3 separate regions of the Homo sapiens genome follow, and all the other regions are linked to region 1. Evidence: chromatin loops called from intact Hi-C (ENCODE). Cell type or tissue: OCI-LY7. All regions are shown on one strand.

Region 1 (2,500 bases):
CCTGCCTCGGCCTCCCAAGTGCTGGGATTGCAGGTGTGAGCCACTACGCTCAGACAAAAACATTTCTTTACTTGTCTTTTTCTTTCTAAAATTTATCTTTTTCTTTCTAAAATTTACATCAAGAAGGAATTTTGGAGATGGGGCATTTTTGTTTACTGGAGGCCTAGGGTAATCACTATTCAAAGCTGTTTCTCTTTGAAATTTTTCAGTAAATAGTTTTCTTTTTTCCAAACCACAGTATATGGTTTTATTTAGTTCCAGAGAGAAGACTAAACAAACAAAACAACAAAAGTTTCTATTACACTCTAAATATAAACTGAAATTTTAAATTAAAGGGATACCTGAACTAGTGACTAAAAACCAACACAAACATTCATGAGGCCAAATCCAAGAAATCCTGTATGACTTTAAAACTTCAGAGAAATAACAAAAAAATTGTAGCTCTTCTGTAATCAAAACTTCTCCTAAGAACAGCTTACTGCAAGTGGGTTGCAATCTATATTTTCAGGCCACATTTTTTAGTATCTCAGCTTCTCAGTTTACCATCTACCCACAAAGGCCAGACACAAGATTTTAAGAAATGGTTGGTAAAACAGGAGAATGAAAGCTGTCTATGGGAGTAGACAAGTTTACAAATGTGGACTCCAGAAGGTCAAGAGCAAAAATCAAATAATAAAAACAAATACATTAGTAATTAATTATTATGTATGTAATGTTTTTTTGCCTAAGCTAGAGATAATTCATTGAGAAATAAAATTTTGAGGTTTGGTCTAAAAAAACTTCAATTTTTTTTTCTCCAATTTGATCTCAGCTAGAATGCTGTTTTGCTAATTCTCTGGATGTTAACATTTCAAATACATGGTAAGATTTACATCTCCGAGAGACTGAGAAAAGACTGGAAAAAGTTAAAGTATGTATTGTAAATCCTGCAGCAATCAAACAGGCATTTTGAACATTTAAAAGGTTTTTTTTTGAGGAAGTGAAAGAGCCCTCTTAAAATGTACTTTGAAATCTCTTATTAGAATGTAGCCAGGCAAAACAGAAAGAAGGCCTTTCATTAAATTTCATTCTAAAACCTGCCGTTTCCAATTGTGCATGGAAATATATTAATTTAGAAATGTCATAAGACCTTCATTTTTGTCATTGCATTTTGGGGTCATCTGAAGTCATGTCGGTACATTTACCCAGGCATTTGCAAGATGAAGCTCCATAGGTATTATACATAAGTTCAGCTTATGTTTCTAAGGCATGTTACCTAGAAGGAAAAGAATGGTTTTGATGATCAGTTTTCCATAATTTAGAAACTTTTCAAAGGTGATCATGGCCAGAGCAGTGTACCAGGTCTAAGTGTGCTGTGTATGAGCATCACTCCTCAAGGTGTCACCCAAGAGTTGCTGATTATAGTGCTGGGTGAGCAATGCTTATGTTTACTTCCAGCTTAGTTAAAAGTCTCTGCAGGTGTTTTTCTTTTGGGAGGACCCTGTGAGACTGGTACAAAGCATTGAAAATCATCCTAACACCTCTACAAAGTCTCTAGTTGCCTAGAGCACCCAAATGAGTCAGTTAAAGAAATTGCCTTTTATCTTTGGGATGAGAGAATTCACTCCCATGCACCTTTTGCTTTGAAGGTCCCAAAAAGTCAAGTTCAAATTAGAAGCAATAGAAAACAGCTGTGTTTTTTAAAGCATGTTACCTAATTTTAGAACAAAAGAAGTAAAACCACCAGGGCTAGACTGCCAGTATTATGACCCAGATTTTCTGTCTTGAGACAGTAGCAGAGAAAGCAGTTAAAAATATTGAAATTAAAATCTCCTGACTTTAGCCAAAAATGGAAATATTTTTTCTAGAAAGTGAGGGTTGAAAAGAACAGCTCAAGCAAAGTCTTGACCTCATGAAATAGTAGGGAGATCTGAATTCAGGAGGACTCACCCCTTACACTCAACAATGTACTGGGAGCTGGAAGAATACAAGGGGTTCTCATTGACTAGTTTCTGAGTTCAAGAGGGATGTTGGATGGTTGGGGGTGTCCCTCTGAATCCTGCTCACAGCACCAGAAATATCAATCCAAAGGAAGAAGCAGGGGCAAAAAAATAAAATTTTAAAGAATTTACTTCAGCCAAGGTGAGGACAGCTGCCTGGAAGACTCAGATGCATGTTACCTAAGATATGAACTTTGGCCTTTTTAATACGGTTTATAAAGTAAGAAGCAGAATAAGTAGTCAGCCATTGTCAGGAATTCTCGTTAGTTTGCAGAAATAACATTGATTAGTGATAAGCTGTATGTTGTTGAACTACAGTCTGAATTTAGCAATGAAATAGCTGGATCATATAATTCTATGTTCTAAACATAGAAGAAGGTACATTTTATGGTTTTTTTTTTCCAAGAAATGTCCACATTGTTTTTTATAGTGGCTACACCATTTTACATTTGCACCAGGAGTTAAAAATCATTCTAATTTCTCCCTCTTCTTTTTACCGCTTGTTCTTTTAGGGATTATGC
Region 2 (2,500 bases), 190 kb after region 1:
ACTGCAACCTCTGCCTCCTGGGTTCAAGCTATTCTCCTGCCTCAGCCTCCTGGGTAGCTGGGACTACAGGTGCTTGCCACCACACCCAGCTACTTTTTTTATTTTTAGTAGAGACGGGATTTCACCATGTTGGCTAGGATGGTCTTGATTTCCTGACCTCATGATCCACCCTCCTAGGCCTCCCAAAGTGCTGGGATTACAGGCGTGAGCCACCACACCTGGCCAATCAAAATTTTTATGTAATAATAAGAGCTAGTAAAAGGTTTTGCTTTTTCAAATTTTAAATCATCATTTTAGCAAAACAAATAACTTACGGTAATTTAAAATTTTATTTCAGAATATCAAGTGTTTTAAACCTCCAACATCTTCAACAAACTTCACAAGATCAAATTTCAGTTTCAAAGTTGTCTTTTCTAATGTCTAGCTCTTGAGTTCTGCAAGGGGCTCCTGGGGCATCCAAAACAGAGGTTAACAAAATTATTTAACAAGTTTAGGTATATAAAATTGCCAAATTAATATCTAATCTTCTTCAGGTTATATTTTAGTAAGTATCATTAACATATGTTCCAAAACCATATAAAATATCTAAGATTCTAATGTCTAAATGTGCACCATCAATCACAATTAAGGTTATGTTATTATAAGCCACAAAAATAACCACATTTCTTTGTCAATTGTGCTGCTAACTGTAACCACCCTAAACATTTTGTCATTTATAAACAATTGTTATTTTAATTTTCTTCAAAAAATGGTTTACAATTAGCTGTAAAACTTTAACAAATGTTCTCCAATGCAGGTTTCTCATAACAAAACAAAACTCATAAATAGCTCATAATAAAAAAATTCTATAATAATAAAACTCATAATAAAAACTCATATTTATAAATGTCAATAAAATAAACTCACCACTCATTAATAAAACTCATAATAAAAACTTATAATATTTATAAATATCAAGCAAAACAAAAGTTAACAAAATAAACTAAACTAATAAAAAACAAAAGCAATGTTTTTAACTTTTGCTTAAACCATTGCTAATCTTGGCTGGGTGTGGTGGCTCATGCCTATAATCCCAGCACTTTGGGAGGCCATGGCAGATGGATCACCTGAGGTCGGGAATTCAAGACCATCCTGACCAACATGGAGAAACCCAGTTTCTACTAAAAATACAAAATTAGCCGGGCGTGGTCGCGCATGCTTGTAATCCCAGCTACTTGGGAGGTTGAGGCAGGAGAATCGCTTGAACCCAGGAGGCGGAGGTTGCAGTGAGCCAAGATCGCGCCATTGCACTCCAGCCTGGGCAACAAGAGCAAAACTCTGTCACACACACACACACACACACACACACACACACAGACACACCCACACACAAATTGCTAATCTTTATTTTGCTTTTCAAAGTAAGTAAGAATTTCTTAAAACCTTTTAACAAGCAAGGTACACTCCTGTAAATAAAATTTAAAATGCATTTCTTTCTCTCAGCCTAGCTCCTCTAAAATCTAAAAACTAGTTAAATTATTCTTGACTTACAACAATATAGTTGTTTGCATCAGTGCAACACACACACATACACACACACATAAATGTGCACCTCTTCCAAAAACCCTTAAACTAGCACCCCCCCCTAAAAAATCCTAGCTACTGTTCCCTACACAATGCCCCTTTCAAGCAAAAAGCAGTCCAAAAAAATCCAATGCCTAATCTCTATAAAAATAGTTAGGGTTTCCACTCCTGAGTGGAGACTGAAAGAAGTTTGCTTGCCTTAGGTAAATAGCAACAGAAAGGTCTCTGAAAAGTCCCCAGCCCATGAGTCATTGCCTCCACCCCATATAATGTAAAATGCAGCCTGGAAAAAAAAATTCAAGCTGCAGGCACCAATAAAAAAACAGGCACAAAGTATTGTGCCTAAAAACATGCCCACAACTGCACAAATAAAAAAACCCTCCAGCCTATTTACATAAAAACTTGCACAAACCTCTAGCTCACTCAAATAAAAAACAAGGCCTGGTATAAAATGCCTTTATCCTTTATATAATCAGAGGGCTCCACAAAAAGTTTCTTCTCCTTTTGTGGGCATAAACACAGTGGGCTCCAGTGGGCACTCACCTTTATTTAAACTATACAGCGGCTCCTATAAATCATCATTTCAGACCCTAATTGGTCCCAGGCCAAGGTCCCAGGCCAAGCTTTCACTTCAGCTTCTAATAGGTCCTGGGCCAAGCTAAGCAGCATCTATATATCATCATTTCAGCTTCTAATTGGTCCTGGGCCAAGATCTCAGCCCAAGCTTTCTAATTAGTCCCAGGCCAAGCTAAGTCACAAGATCTCCAAAACAGCCCACAAACTAAGCACATTTCTTTTTATTCCTAGTCCATAATAACCCTGAACCCCAGCCTCACAGGGGGAACTCCTACTCAGAAACCCCTCTCTGCTAGCAAAAAGCTTTCTTCTTTTGCTTATTAAACTTTCACTCCAACCTCACTTTTGTGTTCGTACTTTT
Region 3 (2,500 bases), 300 kb after region 1:
AGCATGTAGGTGGACCTAGCATCTAGGTGATGAAACTCTTCTGTTTTCCCTGGGCCCCACATATTTTGGAGATTATTACACATATCTGGGACCCATACCTATGGGATGGGGTGCTTCTGCCTGGGCCCTGCCCACAAGGGACCTTGTAAAATATCTTTTTATTTATCACCTAGGAAATGTGACTCTCTCTTACCTGTATTCTGCCCATAGAAAATGTTGTGACATATTGCTGGGCCATGACACCAGGTGATTTGTCTTTCCTGCTAAGGCCATGCCCAGAAGGAGCATTTTGACATCACTGGACTTAGCATACAGGCAATATTAATACAGGAGTTAAATCAAAATTATTTTAGGGAGTTAGTAAGAGTAAGGGTTCTCAATGGAATTTTTCTTTAATAAAACAGGGCCCCAGAGCTATTTGTTTTCCTAAAAGAAAGCAGCCTAAAACGTGAAGCTGTAAGCATAGATCAGCAAGCTGGAAGCTTGCATATGCAAATGCCAGGAGCTATACTAAAAGCCAGGTACACCACACATGACAATTTTCCCTCCTTTTTCTGTCATCACGTGTGCAGGTGTCATGGCATCGGCCAGGTAGAGATTACATTTACATAATAAAAGATTAGGGTAGAAGGGACATTTTCTTTGTGGGCTATGTAAATGGCACACCTGGTCAAACCAATCTCCTGGGCCCTGTGTAAATCAATCACTGCCTCCTCAATCCAATCCTCTATAAAATTGAATCTATTCTGCCCCAAACTCAGAAACCCCCTTGGGTGACCCACTTTTTCTGAAAGAGGAAGCTCTGTCTCTCCCTTTCTTCTATTAAACTTTCTGCTTCTTAAACTCACTCCGTGTGTGCGTGTCCATGTCATTAATCTTCTCTGTATGAGACAAGAAACCTCAGGTATGTCCCCACAGAACAAAGCCACTTCATTTGGGGGCTCCTTCAGAATCAGAAATGGAATGATAGGTATAAACATCAAAGCAATAAGTATGGAAGTGAACCTCAGAATCTGTCCTTTAATTTTGAGGCTATGGGCCTTATTATAAAATCAAATCAAATTAATAATGGGCATCCAAACAGCCATTTAAAAATGTGATTAGCATGGCTACTGTTCTTGAAGACTCAAATGTGAGGGTTACTGGGGAGAGGATGAATCCCCTGCAATACACACATTGGCCATGCTTTAAACCAGTTTTCTTTCATGGAGGACCTAGCCATTACATGGGGCTGGGAGAGGTTTTGGAGCAACTGAAAATTTCGGGCCAGGGCATACCCTGGTGTTATCCAAAGGCTTCTGGACTAAAGCCAACTTCTGACCACTCATCCAGGTGTTAGCAAAGAGAATCTCCATCTATCCTGTTGCAAAATTTCTCCTTTTCTATCTGCAGTCACCATGTCTTTTCTCTGTGTATGAAATGTGCAGGAATTTTTACAATTCGGGGGAACAGTTCTGTTAGGAAAGATCGGCAAATGCCATACTAACCCAATACACGTCCTCCGTGAGTACATGGTATTTCTAAGCCAACAGCACCACCTAGTGGAAATAGAAATTATCTCCATGAGGCACATTGTCAGTCTTTTGCAATACACTGTAGCTTCCCAATTCTCCCTTTTTGCACCGCTAAAAATCAGGCTCTATGCCCTTCTGTGAATGGGAAAATGCTGCCTTTAACAATTAAGAGTAAAATGTCTTCCATAGCTAAATTTTAGTTTGAATACTGTCCTATCAGCAGGAAAAATGCCATTAGGTCCCTTGTGTTCTTTAAGGCACCTATTCTGTCTCTAATTAAAATAGTACTTAATTAGTAAGGGAACTTTACATCCAAAAGTTAACCAGAATCATTTTCTAAGGGTAAATGATTTAGCATGGGGCATAAGAGTAGAATACAGAGTTCCATCTAGCACAATCCCTCCATTAAATGAGCCTTGCCCAAAGGCAACTATTACATATTCTTTCCCAAAATCCATTTTTTGGGGTGGCACACAGATCACACAAGTCTAGAAAGTCAAAGGGAAATCACAAGTGGACAAATAAGGCTATATGGGTAATTGTGGCTAAAATCCATCACCTAGTTCATCTGGTTTCATGGCTTGGAGAGGTCACACCCACAACCATGAGTGACACATTTAACATGGTGACAGGACCCAGGAACCAAGGAGAGAAAAGAGTAGAGGTGACACTCCCACTGTTTTCCCCTTCACCCTTGGTCATACCAAAAAAAAGGGAGACTAAAAGGACCCTTTTATTCTCACTTTTTCTAGATGGGCAACAGACCAACTTCAGCTTGCAACCCTCTGGAGTGCATTCTGTAACACTGGAACTTCTTTAACCTCCGGACTTTGAAGAAGAAAGCAACCATTTTCTTTTGCACAAGGGCATGACATTTATACTACACCTTTGCAGGTAGTGTAAGATCAACCCAGCTTTTTAAAAAGTCATATCAGGCAGGCTTATAGAAAATGATTCACCAGAATTAGAAAAGCAAGTTCCAGGGA

Evidence for each region. Hi-C counts contacts between places; a loop is a spot of excess contacts. Peaks named below come from ENCODE experiments on the same cell type or tissue, not always from the same donor. Only the 100,000 strongest peaks of a DNase experiment are listed, where the experiment ranks them.
Region 2: a loop joins it to region 1, with 2.5 times the contacts of the local background. A loop is called at or near these places in 3 of 110 quality-filtered maps.
Region 3: a loop joins it to region 1, with 7 times the contacts of the local background. A loop is called at or near these places in 16 of 110 quality-filtered maps.

What each region holds. Positions count from the first base shown.
Region 1 is chr7:64,319,739-64,322,238 of GRCh38, forward strand. The region is part of intron 1 of ZNF736 (zinc finger protein 736); the gene reads left to right. Among named protein-coding and RNA genes, the nearest start is that of ZNF736, 7.0 kb to the left of the region's middle. In OCI-LY7, a CTCF peak has its summit at 1,382; DNase peaks (open chromatin) are centred at 983, 1,423 and 1,703; H3K4me3 peaks cover 2,251 bases; H3K27ac peaks cover 2,500 bases.
Region 2 is chr7:64,513,720-64,516,219 of GRCh38, forward strand. It overlaps a transcript of ZNF680 not described here. Among named protein-coding and RNA genes, the nearest start is that of ZNF680, 48 kb to the right of the region's middle. In OCI-LY7, no CTCF peak of the experiment used is centred here; no DNase peak of the experiment used is centred here.
Region 3 is chr7:64,617,744-64,620,243 of GRCh38, forward strand. LOC100128885 (a long non-coding RNA gene) reads left to right here. Exons shown (of 3, transcript NR_077227.1): 3 at 1-846. Among named protein-coding and RNA genes, the nearest start is that of ZNF107, 47 kb to the right of the region's middle. In OCI-LY7, CTCF peaks have their summits at 1,548 (motif pointing left) and 1,750; DNase peaks (open chromatin) are centred at 1,518 and 2,168.